Regions from separate parts of the Homo sapiens genome. Here region 1 is linked to region 2. The links are chromatin loops, found by intact Hi-C in ENCODE. Cell type or tissue: Calu3. All regions are shown on one strand. Each heading gives the region's core, and the rest is flanking DNA. Links, peaks and the distances in the headings are about the cores only. Region 1 overlaps DMD (dystrophin). Region 2 overlaps DMD (dystrophin).

The links. A loop is a pair of places that touch in the nucleus more often than their neighbours do. Peaks named below come from ENCODE experiments on the same cell type or tissue, not always from the same donor. Only the 100,000 strongest peaks of a DNase experiment are listed, where the experiment ranks them.
Region 1: a loop joins it to region 2, with 4 times the contacts of the local background. A loop is called at or near these places in 5 of 110 quality-filtered maps.

The regions. Positions count from the first base shown.
Region 1 is chrX:32,670,787-32,680,542 of GRCh38, reverse strand. The region is part of intron 9 of DMD (dystrophin); the gene reads left to right. Among named protein-coding and RNA genes, the nearest start is that of MIR548F5, 34 kb to the right of the region's middle. In Calu3, for the core only: no CTCF peak of the experiment used is centred there; no DNase peak of the experiment used is centred there.
Region 2 is chrX:32,403,587-32,413,342 of GRCh38, reverse strand. It overlaps DMD (dystrophin), which reads left to right. Exons shown (of 79, transcript NM_004006.3): 30 at 1,430-1,591. Among named protein-coding and RNA genes, the nearest start is that of MIR3915, 180 kb to the left of the region's middle. In Calu3, for the core only: no CTCF peak of the experiment used is centred there; a DNase peak (open chromatin) is centred at 4,742.

The DNA.
Region 1 (9,756 bases), core at 1,057-9,056, 270 kb before region 2:
TAAGAATTATTGGAGATTTTTCACCATTCCATGAGAGGAAATTTTAGTAGTGTACAAAAGTAGATTAAGATTTATAGACAGCCTTTGGCTTGGAGAAACTTACTCTACTCAGTGCCTGAGGACCAGTTGTGAAGACAGTCTTATTTGTGTTGGACAAAAACGTCAGGCCTTTGAAAAAAACAATATTCAAAGTCAGTATTTTGATTGTATTTGAAGTTCTTAGTGATGTTTCTAAACGTTACGTTAAATATTAGAAAAATATTTTCATGGTCATATGTGTCATGGTCATAATCAATATGATAGCTTAGTTTTTTAAGAGTACAAAAATTTAGGCCAGGCACGGTGGCTCATGCCTGTAATCCCAGCACTCTGGGAGGCCGAAGCAGGCGGATCATGAGTTCAGGAGTTCGAGACCAGCCTGACCAACATGGTGAAGCCCCGTCTCAAGTAAAAATACAAAAATCAGCCAGGTGTGGTGGCACATGCCTGTATTCCCAGCTACTCAGAGGCTGAGGCAGGAGAATCGCTTGAACCCCAGAGGCGGAGGTTGCAGTGAGCCGAGATCGCGCCACTGCACTCCAGCCTGGGTGACAGAGTAAGACTCCGTCTCAAAAAAAAAAAAAAAAAAAAAAAAAAAAAAGTACAAATATTAGAGCGAAACGAACATCAACAATTTAGTGAACGTTTCTTGTGTCAGTTTCAGTCTCAGTATACTGTGAAAAGGGAATGAAAAAAACATGTTTAAAGTGAGTAAAATTGATTGACGTGGTCTTTTTCAGCATGTTTTAAGTGTTTTTCGCTTTGCCAATTAAAACTTCTATTTTATTATTTACCTAAATCTACCCCCCAGTAAACAAAATAGTATTTCCATTTTCATAAAAGGCAGTTCCTTTTCTTTTTCATCACCCCCATCTTTAGAGATCTTTGACTTTCTATTTTTTCTCACTGCCTGACATTAAGATTCCTTCTGTTAAATGTTTTTGAATTACATTTAGTTCATAAGAAATGTTTCCCCTAGACTTTAAGAACTTTCGGACATAAAATTTTTCGCCAATTTTGTTCATTCACTTAACAAGGACAAAAAACCAGAAAGAGTTGGGTGACAATTTCCATTCAGTAAATGTTCTTTACTAAATCTGAATTGCATATTGTGGAATCAGTAAATGTCAAGAACAAGCCAGTCTATCTTTTCACAAAAAAAAAAACCAAAACCTCGTTGTTACTATTTTCTATTGTTTTTCTAGTTTCTATTTTATTTACTTTTGTTCTGATCTTTATTCTTTCCTTCTATTAACTTCCCCTGTGGAATAACTCCAATTATACCATATCATGAAGCAAAACATATAACTGTAGAAATACAAAAGGCTCAACTATAACACTGGACTAAGCATTGGCTGATCTCCCCTAGCATACCTAGCAATATTAATCACTCAGATAATTAGGCACTGTCCTATATTTTTGTAAGATTTATAACTTTAAATTTTTCATTACATATTTTTTTCCAGTGACTTTGAGACTTATCTTACTTTTTAGTGTGTTAGGTTTATCAGTGGTGATTTTATTGTTATACATGACCTCATAATAGTTGTTTTTTCTTTCAGTACATTTGTTTTATGTTTAAATTTTTATATTTACATGATTAACTTATGCAAATTATATGTTTAAAAATCTGTTTTATTGCCAAAGTTGTAAGGAGGGAGTCAAAGTTCCTAGTCATTTATTTATTAGAATTATTCACAGGAGTGACAACGTGCGTAAGTTTATGTTGACCAGTCAAATTTTCTCTTCACAAAGGACAGAATGTGAAAAGCACAGATTCTTTTTTGGTCATGGGGCAGGGAAAGATAATATAACTCTGACTGTGAGAGAATGAGGGAGGAGTAGAGAAGGGATCACATGTTAGTGTTTATTCTTGTTTCGTAGAATGTACTCATATTGGCCTGGACAGTTGCCCTTTGATTTTAGGAGATTAAAATATACTAAGCATGTAGGCACCCACCCATACACACATACACAACACAACACACACACACACACACACACGGACACGCAAACACAGTTGCTAATCAGTCTGACTTTTATCTGTAATTCTGGTTCTGCTACTTACTAAATGTGTGACTTAAGGTATATTACTGCACATTGTGCTCACTTTTGTCTATTTGGATATTTTAGTTGACATTTCACCTTACATAAAAAATGTGTTGAAAATTGTTAGCAAGAAACACCATAGGGCATCATCATCTGCTTTGTGATACATAAAACATTTGTTAAAACTGTTCTTTTCTTCTGTAAGGACACTCAACAGATTTATCAAATAACCATTTTAAGTGTACAATACAGTATTATTAGAGACAACGTTGTGTAGCAGATCTTTAGAATTTATTCATCTTGCATGATGAAAATTTTATGCCCATTAATTAGCATTTCCCCATTTTCTCCTCCTTTCAGCCTCTAAAAGCCACCACTCTAATCTCTGATTCTCTGAGTTTGGCAATTTTAGATACCTGGTGTGAGTAGAATCATGAAGTATTTGTATTTCTGTGTCTAGCTTTTTTCATTTACAATATACCTTCAAGGTTCATCCAACTTGTCACATATTGCAAGTTTTCCTTCTTTTTAAAGACTGAATAAAATTCCATTGTATGTATTTACCACATCTTCTTTATCCATTCAGCTATCGGGCATTTACGTTGTTCCCACATCGTGACTATTTTTAATCGTGCTATAATGAGCACTGGAGTGCTAATAGCTCTTTGAGATCCTGATATTTTGCTCTTTTTTTGATAAAATGGCTTCATAATAGTTATTTCCTCATATCATTATTCTAAAAATTGAGCTGCTAAGTATAAATCTGATCACAAAGTAAACATGTAAATATTATTTTTTAATCACACATGAAGGATTTTTATAGTAACTTTGTGTAAAGGTGGGTATTTTCTTGTAAGTTATTGGAATCTATTAATTTTAAGGGAGCATTCCAAATTTTAAGAGGTAGAAAGAAACAAAATTCCAGTGCCTATGTAGTTTATTTCATTTTAATTTAAATTATGAGATGATTGAATAGTGTTCACATTAGAAGTATAGGAAGATAGTTTAGAGGTCAACTTCTTTGGTCTTGTATTTCTTTTTGTTAATGAAATTAATGTGTGTTCAGTGGAAATATGCACATGTGAATATACTGTTAGTTTCTTTAAATAAATTATATCTCCAAATGATATAATACCATGAAGCCACTACAAAGTTAAGATATAAAAGAGTTTAATTGCATGGCATATTTTTACAATACATTAAATAACTGAAAATGTAGCTAAGACAACATTGTGACTGGTTTTGAAAAAATAAATTATTTGTGTGGTTATACATCTATATATGTACTTAGAACAAAGGTTATATTCAGAATATTTTACACTAGACTCTTTTCAATTAATTTTATAGGAGTTTCATTTCTCTGAATTTTCATTTGTCAGTGAAATTACATATTTTAAAACATGCAAAAATAAATAAAACATGTAATTTAAAAATGTAAAACTCTTTTACATATATTTTTAAATGTCAATAAATGAAAAACTCTTACATATATTTTTCAATTTCAATAAATGAAAATCAGGAAAATAGTGACATGGTCTTCAAAAATCACAATTTAATAGAGAAAACTGAAGATAGGAAATAATATTCTAATTACGGACAATGATTAACACTGGCAGAACTGGTAAATAGTACACTATAAAATAAAATACTACATTAAGATATATAATCAGAGGACATCATACCTCAATACATATGTGTTTGTTTTGTTTTTTAAAGACACGGGCTAACATTACTAATTACTGAAGGATGGAGAATGTTAACTGAGCTTGTAATGATAAGCCGGTGCAGATAAATAAAATGGTATAACAATCATCACAGTTTATAAAACCCTAAGAGTTTGTTAAATGTGCATAATAGCGTCCACAATCCCGCTAACACAATCTCCAAACATTTTTGTGTACACATAGTGTAAAGGATCCAGAATTTCAATCATATTCTCAAAAGAATTCATTGCCCCAAAATGGCAATGAAATTCTGAGAAAAATAGGGTATGGTGAGACTCTGAGGACTTGGAAAGCCAGGCAAAATACTACTTATTTCTATGGTACAGACAGATAAGTCCTTTATGTTATATTATCCATGTTGAAAATCTGGTAGATTGGGAAGCAGGAAAGAGGTTTCATGTTTCAGCTGCAAACTTTGTGTTCGTGGAAAGACAAGAGCAAGTGCTACATAAGTTGAGCCATTCCCAGAACAGGTAGTGAAAGGGCTCTATTGCTTCAACTGAAGAATGTGTTATGCTCTTATGTATAAGAGGGATTCTTCACACCTTATAAAATGTTCATATCCCTTTTACGTGCTTTGTATTATTTATGCCCCAGTGAGCTTACTTGTGAGATAAAAGATGAAATTTTTAACTCTGTCAACTAAAAACAACCTTATATATCTTGAATGAGTTGACCAAAGTAGTATGGTTAGAAACTGATAGGTATGTCACTCAACCCAAGTTTTCCAATTTCTGGGCTCTGAATCATTTTATTAGCCTAAGCTCCTTCCTGAGTGTTGATCTTAGATAATGAACCAGTTACTCTTAGATAATGTCTGTGATGATGAATAATGTCACAAAAATTACTAACTGATATTGGACAATCATTATATAACAAACATTGCTGTAAACACTTTTCATACATTAATTCAATGTTTATAACAACCCTATTGAGAAGATTCTGTTAATATATCCATTTTACACTTGAGAAAATTGATAAGCTGGTTAAGAAATCTGTGCACAGTTATGCACATGAAAAGCAGCTGTGCCAGGATTTGAACACACACACAATCTCATTCCAGAATTGATTCTATTAACCTGTATGCTAAAATGACACAACATAGAGCTTTATGAAGCTATCATTAGAGGAAAGGTTGGGTTTTCATAAACACACTTATGCACACACTTCATGATTTACTAAAAGTGGATGAATATATAAGCAATATAATGACAAATTATAAATCAGGCAACCAGAAAATAAGAAGGTAAAATACAGGCAGGTTTAAAATAAAGGTTACTTTATAAAATGAAAGGTGAAGTTTGGGAACTGGTAATGAGGAAGAATAATTGCTGTGAAATCTATCAACAGATGACTTCATTAATCTTTTTTCCTTGAAAGAGATTCAGATGATATTACCATCTCTTTCAGGAGTGGAAGAGAGAGAATTGGAGAGAAATGTTTTAAAGATTCTGATTTATAGCAAGCCTGTGAAAAAATGGTGCATTAAATTCCCATTTGGCATCCTAGTTGTAGTAAGATAATACATCCTTTCTAAAAATTCCATTTGATGAATAAGCAAACCAATTCAAAATGACTCCATTTTATTGATAATAGCATCAGTGTCATTAATGAGAATGCTTTTTGACTAACAGCAATTAACTAGATTTGGTGAACTGAGCAATTGAACATTGAATTTGAAATCAGAACATTCGGCACTGAAGATGATATAAGTACATATTAGAATGATTGTTGATTATTTAAGGATTTATTAAGTTGATGAAGAACATTAAAGTCTATTATATCCTGTATTATTTAGGATGCTTGGTTTCAAATGTACTCAAGATACAAAGAGAATTTGTTGGCTAAGTAAAGAGTTCAAGGTTTGCTCAAGGGTTTAATACAGAGTTTTATTATGGATTTAAGGAGAAGTCTTTGCTTCTCTGTTAATCTAAGCCTACCCTCCATAACTTTTCGAACTCATACAGACCGGCTTCCCTCAGCAGATCTTGGAAACTCTTTTCCCTTGTTTACAGCTAAATGTAAAGAATATATCTTTACCCAAATAGGAAACAAAAGGTCTGAGTTTCTCTCTGCTTGGAAACTCTTAGATCATATGCCTGGCCTGAACACCTCCCTGAAGCAAAGTACATAGCAGTATCCCACTTGGCTTGCACAAAAACCGAGCGCATATCTAGAACTGAGAGTAATAACAATGCTTTCCAAATCACCAGGCTACTGTGCCATCAGAGAGTAGAAGAAAGGATATTGACTGTATAATTGCAGTGCTTACTACAGTCCTCCTCTTTGAATATCCAACATTGCTATACACCCTTCATAGCATATATTCACTTTCAAAGATGCTCAGACTCCTCAAAAAGAGCAAGTATAAAACATTATCCAGTGATTGCATTCAGCTCCAAGGTTGGGATATCTGGGTGATTAGCAGTCCCTTTCAATTAGTCTTTATGATCCATCCAGTGGACTATGACTAAGTGAAAAAATTTGATGTCCAGTACTGCTAAGTAAAAAGTTAGAAGGGCACATCCTGATTAAAACTAAACTAAATTTATAAAAGAAACCAAATTGAAACAGATATTATATCCTGCACTTTCAGAGCCTTCCTGGTGATTTTTCCTTCTGTTCATTATAAATTTTGCTAAATACTTGTCTTCATCATGATATCTGAAGTTGACATATTTTGGGGTTTTGTGTTACTTTATTATTCTACTTATTGTGTTGTTTAAAAGTCCTGGTGCTTGCCCTAGGTTTGAGTGATAACAAGGTGTTTTTAGTTAGACCTGGGGTTTCTTTGGCAATCAGATTTGTTTACTATTTATAGGCTTTCAGTATTTGTTCTTATCAATTCCATGACCCAGTAACCCAAATTCTATGATTTGGTTTTAGGCTTCAAATGTTAACCTCTTTTGACATCTTTAAGAGGCCTCTGTGCTTTGCACAATCCCCTGACTGAGAAAATTTGCAGCACAGGGTTGGGGTAGAGGGCATAGCCAATCTTTGAGTATATCTTTGAAGTATAGATTACATAGAAGCTGCTTCTTCATGATAGGAGGGATCGTCTACTTTGTCACAAAAGTGCTTTAGGGAAGCACTATAGTTGATTTTTTTTAGTACTTAAGTCTTACATTCTGCCTCTCCTGTCTCTGTTCATACAAACATTCGATTTGGAGTAAAAATACAAATTGGCTTTTCCACTCATATCAGGCTCCAAATTATCAGCCTCTCAAGGCGTTCACGTTATAAGCCACAGGCAGAGAGGGCTTCTTCAGACAAAGCTATATTTTCTTTTTTTTCTGTACTTCAAAAACAAGTAACCATTAGCATGAGGTTTTTTCTTTCTTGGTTTAAAGAGGCCAGTAGGTGGCAACATTTTTGTTTCTATCAAATCTCCTAATAGTGTTGGTACTCGTAAGGCACATGACTTAGGATAAAATAGACCATTGTTTAATCAACTGTTTTTTAATCATGTACCAAGTATCATTTTGAGTTGGGGTGGGGGAGGTTTATCATCCTTGTCTTCTCATAATTCAGCCTGTTCCACATTATAGGATCTATTAACTTTCAACAACCCACTTCCTGATACCAAAGTCCATATAAACTAGAATGATGTTTGGTACAATAATGGAAAACTCTTCTCAAGAAAACTTGAAATATGCAGACACACACACGCACATGCACACACATACACATACACACACATACAGAAAACATCCACATTGGAGCAGTAACATGTGACATCTTTTCTTCCATTAAAGATTTCTTGTAATTAAACCTTGGGAATTATTGGCTTATGTAACAGAAAATTCCAAAGGAATGGCAGGATTCTGGTAAGCCTTTAATCCAAATATTCACATTGTCATCACACTGCAGCTCCGTATCTCAGTGGCTCTTTTGGCTCTTCACTCTTCCGTTATCTATGCCAGGTAGTTATTTCTTTCCCTATACAGTTTTGTTATGATAGATGGCTGCCAGAACTGTAACATTTTTTTCTTTGCTTATGTCAAAGGAAAAATAAGTACTTTTTTTCTCAGTCAAGCAGAACTCTGGACACCTTCTGGTTGGAACATGTTAAGTCATGTTTCCACAGTTAATATACTGTGTTAAAGCATAAAATGTTGTAGTTGGATTTTTGTTCTATGTCCCTGGCAAAAAGGATTTATTTAAAGCAATCAGGACTTATGCATGGGATTGGGGAGGTGATTAATTGCTCCCAAGCCACAAGATTCCTTCATAAGGATGGAATATAGTTTGGAAATTATTTTATGGTAGTATTTGAAAGAGTTCAGTGTTTTCCCATGATTTAATAATATAAATCCTTAATAGAATAAAATATATCATGAATTGCAAGTGTATTTGAAAGTGTGTGTGTGTCTAATTTTATTGGATCCAGAAAATATGCTCTATTTTTTCTTGGAAAATGCTGTGTTTTATATCCACTGCATTTTTTTTATGTTCTGTACATTTCAGTTGGATTTCTTTCAAAGGGACTGCCCTCTATCAATCAAAGTCATCTTTAGCATAGGTTAGGCTATTACTGATGAATCAAATATTTCTAGAGCAATACTTTAGGACCTGTCCCACAACTAATATATTCAAAATTTAGCAAAAGTTTATTGAGTACCTGTTAGAAGCAAAGGACTATGCTAGGTGTTCTCATATACATGAAGATAAATATATGTCATAAAACAATGACAAATTGGCTTTCAGAATGTGCTTATTTCCAATATCATCATATTTTTCTTTTCTGTCATTTTTCATTTTATCATATAAAGACCTTGAGGGGTGTTTTTTCAGAGAAACAATAAACCAATGATGGATGAGCCCACTTGAGTTAGTTACATACTATACAGCTTATATAAAGCATAAGCATATAAAAAGTATATGCATCTACTTTCATAGTTTGGATTGTTATTTAAATTTGGTGGTATTACATTTTCTTCTCACAGATGACTGGTCTTAAATGTGTACTATAGAATTTACAGAAACAAACCATAGGGTTTAATAAGCTGAATAAAATGAAGCTCTTTATCTGGTTAGATTACTTTGTAAAGGACAAGAATAGGGGAGCCTCCCAGGTCAACCTGATGTATGATTTTCCATTTTTCTAAATAAGTTTTATTGACTTTTACATTTTAATGGAAAATGAGTAATTAGCAGAGGTGCAGATTATATTTGGCAGAAAATGATTATAATATTTTTATCAGAGAGTAAAATATATGCAGAAATAGCCAAGTAATCTGATTTGTTAATAATAATAGTATCCTGATTATGGTTTTATCTTTTGTTTTAAAATAACATTTATATAGGGTCAATTTTGAAGATAAATGGGAACCTGGTGAACTCTGTCTCTTTTTCTCAGAGTGTGTGTGTGTATGTACATAAATTTAAAAATCGAAGTTATAGTTAATTGGAATAAGAAGTTTGTTGAAAACAGTTTGATGTCTGGTAATTGAGAAATGTTTATGAATCTGACATAATTTACTAAATAATGGAGAGAGATACATTATTCAGAACATTATATAAGTACCTAGGCCAAATTTCTGAAAGATCCAAGGTGAGAGATATATGTATAATTATCTTGGTGGTAATTTACTCATGAGTAGTATTGACATTGAGATATTAACAATTTGTACCGACCCACTTGTAGCTGAGTATATATTCTTAAATTGTGTTCCAACATAAACTGTCATCTATATTGGTGGATCTTTGCGATGCTTTGGGTTAGGTCATCAAAACCTAAGCAAACCCTGGGGAATGTACTTTATATGTATATTATTCTCCCACTCACACACACACACACATCCTCACTGTTTAGAAGTACACATTTGTCAACATTACAATGCTTTTGGCATTCACAGAATCTGTTCAAATTAGTACAGTGTTCACTACTGCCATAGCAGGAAAAAAACTGTACTTTTGAATCATTTATTTTTAAATCATTTGA
Region 2 (9,756 bases), core at 1,250-9,249:
AGAGAAGGAGGAAAAGCAAGTTGGGGAGTTGAGAAGTAGGTGAGAAGAGTATATGCAAGGAGTTCATGTGTGGGAGTGTTAGCTTTTGGTGGTTGCAGAATATTCATGAGGAGATGTCCAATAGGGTGAGATAACATGCAAGTATGGAGATCAAGGGGAGATCTGGACTTGAGAGATGTAGAGTTGAGAGTTGTCAGAATGTGAGGAGGAATTGAAGTTAAGGTATGGGTAGAATGAGAAGAAAGGAAAGCCCAGGATAAAATCTTAATGGAGTCAAAATTTATGGTACAGGGAGAAGTACTGGGAAAGCCTTCCCTCTTCCTGCAGCATCACTAAACTTCCTGTTCTTTTGCCTTAGTCTAGATGCCTTTAACTGTAGTTTTACTTGGGCAAAGCTGTGTTATAGGCTGGCTTCACTGAAGAATAATGACATCACTAATATTTTTAAAGCTTAAAAAGTATAGTATTTATGTAATATCTAATATTCTATATATAATATAAAAACCAAGATCATCTTAAAACCTCAGTCATGCTCTGTGGGAAAGAAAGTTATATTGTACCTGATAATCATGCCTTTACATTGTATATTAAGGAAATGTATTTTAAATGACACATAATGAATTCCCAATAAGTTGCCTGCCCTATTTCTTACTTTTACAACTACTCTGTTAAAAGTGAACAGATCCTTGAAGGGAGACTTTCCAATCTGTGCAGCATGGTATTTATACTTGAACATTATTGAATTATCCTAATCATACTTATAGTTACAATCAAGATTAATTGCAGCTATATTAGGATTACTTATTATTTTTTCTACTTCAGCAGTAACATAAACCCAATTGTACAAACAATTTCTGTAATCCAAATTGTGAAAGAAAGTAGGGAGAAAAAAGATCATGCAAAGCTGGTTGAAATAGTATTCAAAATAAATCTTTAACCAGACTGTTATCTAAAATTCTGTTTTTGACAAGGAGCTGATTCTGAACAGATTGTACATGTATCTCACTGGTGGAAGCAGATTATCTGTCTTGAATTGGATTGTGATGACGATGACCCTATTCTAAGCAAACCAAATCTCTTGAACTATATAATGAGATCAGGAGGAACATTCGACCTGAGAAAGACAGATTGCAATGACTGAGATGATTTTGCTAATTTTTTTTCCAGCCTATTTCCTTAATGTACGTGATATTGTGATTGATTTTCATGCAGAGATCCCTGATCCTATAGTTTTGTTTGCTATTTATTTTTCTCCTTCACATTTTTTTTCTATCAACAGAGCTGAATGAGTGCCAGGAAGCTGCGAAATCTGTCTTACAAAAAGGTGATTGTGGAAGAGTCTAGAATCTTCATTTATTGTTCAGCAGGATTACAGAAAAGCTATCAAGAGTAAACATTTAACTGATACACTCTTATTCCTTCTTTTTAGGCTGTAAGGAGGCAAAAGTTGCTTGAACAGAGCATCCAGTCTGCCCAGGAGACTGAAAAATCCTTACACTTAATCCAGGAGTCCCTCACATTCATTGACAAGCAGTTGGCAGCTTATATTGCAGACAAGGTGGACGCAGCTCAAATGCCTCAGGAAGCCCAGGCAAGTACATCTGGGAATCAGCTTCCATTCTTTTGTTTTTATTACTTCAACAAAATGTTGCAGTGTTTCTAACTTTAAATTTATTCAACTAGTTTTCCATGGGGTTGTTTTGATTCACTGATTTGACTATTTGGAGGTAGGTAGGAAGAAAAGGGGGTCTAGATCATTAGTCTAAGATTTATTTTTTTAAGGATGTAATGGAGGAATTTGAAATAAAGACATTTCAAAGACAGGAGCAATACGTTCTGGTGTTTCTGACTTCAAACTATACTAAAAGCTAGAGTAAAACCATAGGATAGTAAATGGTAAAGAAAATGTTTTTTGGCCGGGTGTGGTGGCTCACACCTGTAATCCCAGCCCTTTGGGATGCTGAGGCCCACGAATCACAATGTCAGGAGTTCAAGACCAGCCTGGCCAACATGGTGAAACCCTGTCTCTACTAAAAATACAAAAATTAGCCAGGTTTGTTGGCACGCGCCTGTAATCCCAGCTACTCGGGAGGCTGAGGCAGGAGAATCACTTGAACACGGGAGGCGGAGGTTGCAGTGAGCCGAGATTGCACCACTGTACTCCAGCCTGGAACAGAGCGAGACTCTATCTTATAAAAAGAAAAAAAGAAAATATTTTCTATGGCATTGTTGGAAAGCAGTCTCAAACATTTTATTATAAACTCCTCGTTTAGTCACATGGTCTATATTGTTTTATAAAAATGTGTTAGTTACAAGCAGTGAGTAACACAAAATTATCGATATAAATTTACACCTCAATTATTAATGATCATGCTCAATATAGCTACATGCACTCACTCCCATGCTTCATTCAAACGAAAATATAAAACGTGTTTACCTGTTTTTCTAGAATGAGAATTAAAATAGTGTTGAAAATAAATCTGAGTTGACTTTTAAATGAGTAAATTTTAGGCCATAACTAAATTTACATTCACTGTAAGAAGTATTTTTAAAATGCTGTTCTCATTTTTTAATTAACATTTAAACATATGTGAAGTTATCATAGGTATTATTTATTCAAAAGTCTTTAGGGTTGTGTGATCGCAATTACTAGATCTGCTTTTCAAATCTTATATACATGTTGTGAACCCAATCACCAAGTCCATGCTATGATGAGAGGAGCACTAGAAGGTTAGCTGCAAATCTCAAAGCCTTCTCCCTGCCAGTTGGTGAAGATGTCTGAAGTTTTTCACTTTAAAATGAATTTGGGGGTGATATATTAGATTTGTAGATCATGGTTACAATGCAATTACAGTTAATGAATCACCGTTAATAGGTGTTCTGGGCAACAGTATACACAATAGCATGAGTTAATTTACCATATTGTCTAACTTTGACCAAGAATGTCCCTGATAATATGTGGCAGAGTATAGGTAGTTTTGATAGGCTTAAAAAGTCCAGGGAATATTATTTCCTTATGGAGTGCATACAATTGCAATAGTGGATGAAGAAAGAGAATTTTGGGGAGAATCCTGATGATAAAATCCTCATCATAGTTTTCCACTGGGCAACAAGAGTAAATATTGTAGTAGAAGTGAGGGATAATAGTAAACATACTTGAGGATTCAATTTTTAATTTGTCTTGATATATAATGATTGTACATATTTTAGAGGGTAAGTGTGATAGGTTTATACAAACCTACTCCAGTATATATATTTTTCAAACTTACACAAGCCAGGTTCTCTAGAATTAACTATTCCTAAGTCCGTCCCAGTTTGAGTCATAATGAAAAAGGTTTTTTGATATAAAATATTTATACATATTTATGGATACAACATTTATGTAATATTTTCTTACATGTATAGAAAGTGTAATGATCAAGTCAGGGTATTTAGTGTGTCTACCACGGCAGGGTTTAGTAAAATGCATGATAGGAATGAGTAATTGTTTCTGAATTGAGAAGAACTACATGACTATAAATGAAATACAGAGTAGAACTGCTTTCATTTAAACTAATGACATGAGTTTTGAAGGAATGTTTGATTAAAAATGCTTGTGACGTTCTGAATGGAATTAAGGAAAAATTTGAGCAGTATGAATACTAGACATTAATATTGCAAGTTTGTACTTCAAAATGCATAAAGAATTACTTTGTGACAGACTTGCGGAATGAAATTATGAGTAGCAAATTTGATAGGCAAAGCTATTATACTATTGTCTTTCAAGGAAAATTGGAGCTTTTAGGGCGAAGCATCTTTAGTTGAACAGGTTGTGATAAGGGGCACTGTGTGTTTTTTCTTATTTAGAAATGGATTCAGGATTTTATAAACATTACTTGTTTTTAATAGCAAAATATTTTGCTTGGTTTTTCTAAAAAAATACTACAATAAAAATGTTATTAACTACATCAGTAGAAAAGTACTAGTAAACAGCAGAACACAGATAAATTATGAAATTTCAGATCTACTTCAAGAAAGAGATTTTGGGCATTCAGATCAAATCTATTTTCCATGCATTTCAGGTCACACCTGCATTATCAACATAGTTCTTGACATTGAGTCTCCCCAATGGTAATACATAATATTGGAGAATACAAGCCATCTGAAAGCTCTTAAAACATTCTTCTGCTCCAGGGTTTTATTTTAATATGGCAGTAAGTGAATTGTTTTCTAGAACAGAGTTCTCAGGTACTCAGATTTGCTTCAAGGATTATATTTCCTGAAAAGCAGCTCGAAATTCCCATGAAATAAAATAGAGAGTCAAAAGTTAGATAGTGAAATAACATAAGCACAGTGTGTAAGATGAAGGATCCACTAAGAATGCCACCAAAATGACATTTTAAATATAGAGATGGGGTGGATAGATGGATGGATGTATGGATTGATGGATGGATAGATAGATAGATAGATAGATAGATAGATAGATAGATAGATAGATGAAAGAAAGAAAAGAAAGGAATAGAATAGGGACTAACTTCAATGCATTGTATTAACAAAAATGTGTTTCTATAAATTTGCACTTAAAGATAAAAAGGTTATTGCTAATTAAAATATTAGTGCACTATAATTTCTTTTCTCATAAATGGTATATTTAGCTTAATTCATCACGGAGAAGCAGGAAAAAATGTATGAAGTTACCATATTAAGTCCTCTTTGAAATACCTGCTCAGATTTTCTGTCATATACTGGTCACGCAGATTTGTGGGTGTCTGACTCCACCGTGTGGTGCACTGAGAGTTTTGCTAGTTAATTTGAATCTTTTAGAGCATTATTTTTTCTGCATTTTAAGATCGTTTGAGATCCTCAGATATAAAAGCTATGGCACTAAGGAAATGCATACTGTATGTACAACTTTCTGACAACCATACTCTTGTTATATATAAAAGTAGATGTAGATCAGGATGCTTCTTTACATTCACATTGGCATTTATTACTATAGGAAAGAAAAGAGCTGCTCACTTCCTTAGTGTGTTAATTGATCAGTTATTTCTCTGGGCCCTCAGATTCTGAATTGGATTTAAAATTATGTTACTTATTTTAGTGACATGAGCTTACCTACAGAAGCAAAGCTTACACTTTTAGAAAATAAAGCTGCATGCTGCCAGGATGTAACAGCATGTGTTGACCTAGGAGTATTTTATTTCAAAAGATAACACTTAGCCAATTCACAGTCTTTTTTTTTAATACTTTAAGTTTTAGGGTACATGTGCACAACGTGCAGGTTAGTTGCATATGTATACATGTGCCATGTTGGTGTGCTACACCCATTAACTCGTCATTTAACATTAGGTATATCTCCTAATGCTATCCCTCCCCCCTCCCCCCACCCCACAACATTCCCTGGTGTGTGATGTTCCCCTTCCTGTGTCCATGTGTTCTCATTGTTCAATTCCCACCTATGAGTGAGAACATGCGGTGTTTGGTTTTTTGTCCTTGCGATAGTTTGCTGAGAATGATGGTTTCCAGCTTCATCCATGTCCCTACAAAGGACATGAACTCATCCTTTTTTATGGCTGCATAGTATTCCAAGGTGTATATGTGCCACATTTTCTAAATCCATTGTATCATTGTGAGACATTTGGGTTGGTTCCAAGTCTTTGCTATTGAGAATAGTGCCGCAATAAACATACGTGTGCATGTGTCTTTATAGCAGCATGATTTATAATCCTTTGGGTATATACCCAGTAACGGGATGGCTGGGTCAAATGGTATTTCTAGTTCTAGATCCCTGAGGAATCGCCACAGTGACTTCCACAATGGTTGAACTAGTTTACAGTCCCACCAACAGTGTAAAAGTGTTCCTATTTCTCCACATCCTCTCCAGCACCTGTTGTTTCCTGACTTTTTAATGATCGCCATTCTAACTGGTGTGAGATGGTATCTCGTTGTTTTGATTTGCATTTCTCTGATGGCCAGTGATGATGAGCATTTTTTTATGTGTCTTTTGGCTGCATAAATGTCTTCTTTTGAGAAGTGTCTGTTCATATCCTTCACCCACTTGTTGATGGGGTTGTTTGCTTTTTTCTTGTACATTTGTTTGAGTTCATTGTAGATTCTGGATATTAGCCCTTTGTCAGAGGAGTAGGTTGCGAAAATCTTCTCCCATTCTGTAGGTTGCCTGTTCACTCTGATGGTAGTTTCTTTTGCTGTGCAGAAGCTCTTTAGTTTAATTAGATCCCATTTGTCAATTTTGGCTTTTGTTGCCATTGCTTTTGTTGTTTTCGTCATGAAGTCCTTGCCCGTGCCTATGTCCTGAATGGTAATGCCTAGGTTTTCTTCTAGGGTTTTTATGGTTTTAAGTCTAACATGTAAGTCTTTAATCCATCTTGAGTTAATTTTTGTATAAGGTGTAAGGAAGGGATCCAGTTTCAGCTTTCTACATATGGCTAGCCAGTTTTCCCAGCACCATTTATTAAATAGGGAATCGTTTCCCCATTTCTTGTTTTTGTGAGGTTTGTCAAAGATCAGATAGTTGTAGATATGTGGCATTATTTATGAGGGCTTTGTTCTGTTCCATTGATCTATATCTCTGTTTTGGTACCAGTACCATGCTGTTTTGGTTACTGTAGCCTTGTAATATACAGAAAAAGAGAATTTTAGACCAATATCCCTGATGAACATCGATGCAAAAATCCTCAATAAAATACTGGCAAACCGAATCCAGCAGCACATCAAAAAGCTTATGCACCATGACCAAGTGGGCTTCATCCCTGGGATGCAAGGCTGGTTCAATATATGCAAATCAATAAACGTAATCCAGCATATAAACAGAACCAATCACAAATACCACATGATTATCTCAATAGATCCAGAAAAGGCCTTTGACAATATTCAACTACCCCTCATGCTAAAAATTCTCAATAAATTAGGTATTGATGGGACAAATCTCAAAATAATAAGAGCTATCTATGATGAACCCACAGCCAATATCATACTGAATGGGCAAAAACTGGAAGCATTCCCTTTGAAAACTGGCACAAGACAGGGGTGCCCTCTCTCACTGCTCCTATTCAACATACTGTTGGAAGTTCTGGCCAGGGCAATTAGGCAGGAGAAGGAAATAAAGGGTATTCAATCAGGAAAAGAGGAAGTCAAATTGTTCCTGTTTGCAGATGACATGATTGTATATCTAGAAAACCCCATTGTCTCAGCCCAAAATCTCCTTAAGCTGATAAGCAACTTCAGCAAAGTCTCAGCATGCAAAATCAATGTGCAAAAATCACAAGCATTCTTATACACCAATAACAGACAAACAGAGAGCCAAATCATGAGTGAACTCCCATTCGCAATTGCTTCAAAGAGAATAAAATACCTAGGAATCCAACTTACAAGGGATGTGAAGGACCTCTTCAAGGAGAACTACAAACCACTGCTCAATGAAATAAAAGAGGATACAAACAAATGGAAGAACATTCCATGCTCATGGGTAGGAAGTGTCAATATCGTGAAAATGGCCATACTGCCCAAGGTAATTTATAGATTCAATGCCATCCCCATCAAGCTACCAATGCCTTTCTTCAGAGAATTGGAAAAAACTACTTTAAAGTTCATATGGAACCATAAAGGAGCCTGCATCGCCAAGTCAATCCTAAGCCAAAAGAATAAAGCTGGAGTCATCATGCTACCTGACTTCAAAGTATACTACAAGGCTACAGTAACCAAAACAGCATGGTACTGGTACCACAGTCTTAAATTAAATTATATGGCCACAGCATCAATCTACCCAGTGTCAGCTCATTTAATGAGAGATTTTATTAAAGTACAAAATTAAGAAAAGATTTATTGAAACAGAATAAAGCAAATGGGGAAAACTCTTCTAGATATGGAAATATATCTTAGAAAACAGAAACTAGGATTATTTCCAAAGTACTATGATTAAAAATGTAACAACCTATGCGTGTTCCTTGGAAATAAATAAAAAATTAAATCACGAAATTGTGTGACTGCAAAGAAACACATGGAACAAATTTAGTCATTTACTGTTCAATTTTTCAGAACTATATATTGAAGCACAGAGTTTAGTTTTGGCACCTAAAATCCTATAGCAACAGTCTAAGTAACCATGCTGAGCCCCGGAGCAATCAAATCAAATCTTTAGGTGGATTTGGTCTTCAGAATTTTTGGAAACTTTTTTATTCATTCTAATGTGTAGCTAATTGGAGAATGGCTTTGGATGGTTCCCTACTAGTAATGACTAAATTGTTCCAGAGTATTTTTCATACGACATTTTCTATCACTCTTCTATAAAGATTCTCTTCTATGACTGTGTCAACGTTTCAATGGGAGGGAGTCAGAGTGGCAATCAAACTACTGGTGAGATTCTCTCCTATTTTGATTTTTTCCTCTAATGGAAAATGGGTGATGGAAGAAAATATAGCTGAGAGCTATCGCACAAATTTTAATTTAGACAAAAAGAATGTTCAATATAGATGTTTGAGGCTGAACTCTGCTTGGCTTTCTTCAATTCATTTTTTTCTAACCCCATTTGTTAACATGTCAATTAACTTGCATATGGCTCTTAATCATTTTAGGGGACAGTGACAACTATGTTTAAATAGCTACTTAAATGTCTTGCAATTTTTAAAATTACAAAGATACTTTCACATACATGATTTTTTTCCTTTTCTACTAATTTTAGTTTTGAATCTTTGATATGTAAGAACAACCCAACATGGGCACCTGTTGAAAGTCACCATGTCCTTATGTGTTGATGCACATTTTGTAGGGGAAAACATGGCCCTGTTGCTTAAATTACTGCAAGCAAGAGCGGAGTTGCTTAGCAGTGGCTCCAGTAGCTTTACTGTTCTATTTGTTTTTTCCCAAAGAATTCTGATCTCATTTTTTTGTAACCTCGTGTCCCACATAGTAGATTTATGAGCAGGAATAGAGGAAGGAAACAAATTACCTTCAAAGAAGAGTGCCTCATAATTAAATATTGAAAAATACTGCCGTGGTTTGCTCACCAAGCTAGGACGTCAGGTGTTCCAGAGTCCACTACAGACCAGACTTCCTCCTTCTCTTTTTCCCTCCCATTAACAATGTGAGTACAATTTAGAAAAGAGGGGATTTTTAAAGCAAAGAAAGCTATTAATTTAAACTAATTACGTTAAATGCACTTTAAGAAGAATTCGTAATTGCAATCTTCCCGTGTTTATCAAAGAAGCTAAATCTTATAACTCACATTAAATATAATCGGTCATCTTTAAATGTTAACATTCCAAGCTATCAAAATCAATGGCTTAAAAATAAAGATATAACTGCAGATTTTGGTCTATCAGATTGAGCTTTTGATTTCATTAAGGAATAAAACAGACTCTTATAGTGTAAATAGGCATATTTGATTGCCAAACGACTTGGAACAGTGTAACTTTACAGTCTGCTTTATTGATTTATGAGTTAGACAGCAGAAACCTGCAAAGGGGAATTTATGTGGTAATTGGATAATTTAGTCAAAGAAGAAAAAAATGGAGAACTAACCCAGAGATTTGGGTTCAAATATTAAAACCTATCTAGCCATAGATGTAGACTTTTTATTTTCTTTTTACACAGCCCAGTAGATGGTAAACCTAGTGCATTTAATTTTGAATCTGTTCTAACATTGAAAGGCCACCCCTATGTGTTGCTATACAGAACTTATTACTCTCCATTTAAGAATAACTTGTTAGTTTCATATGTTTAATAGTGTGGGAAACAGTCATAAACACAAGTTGTAGGAAA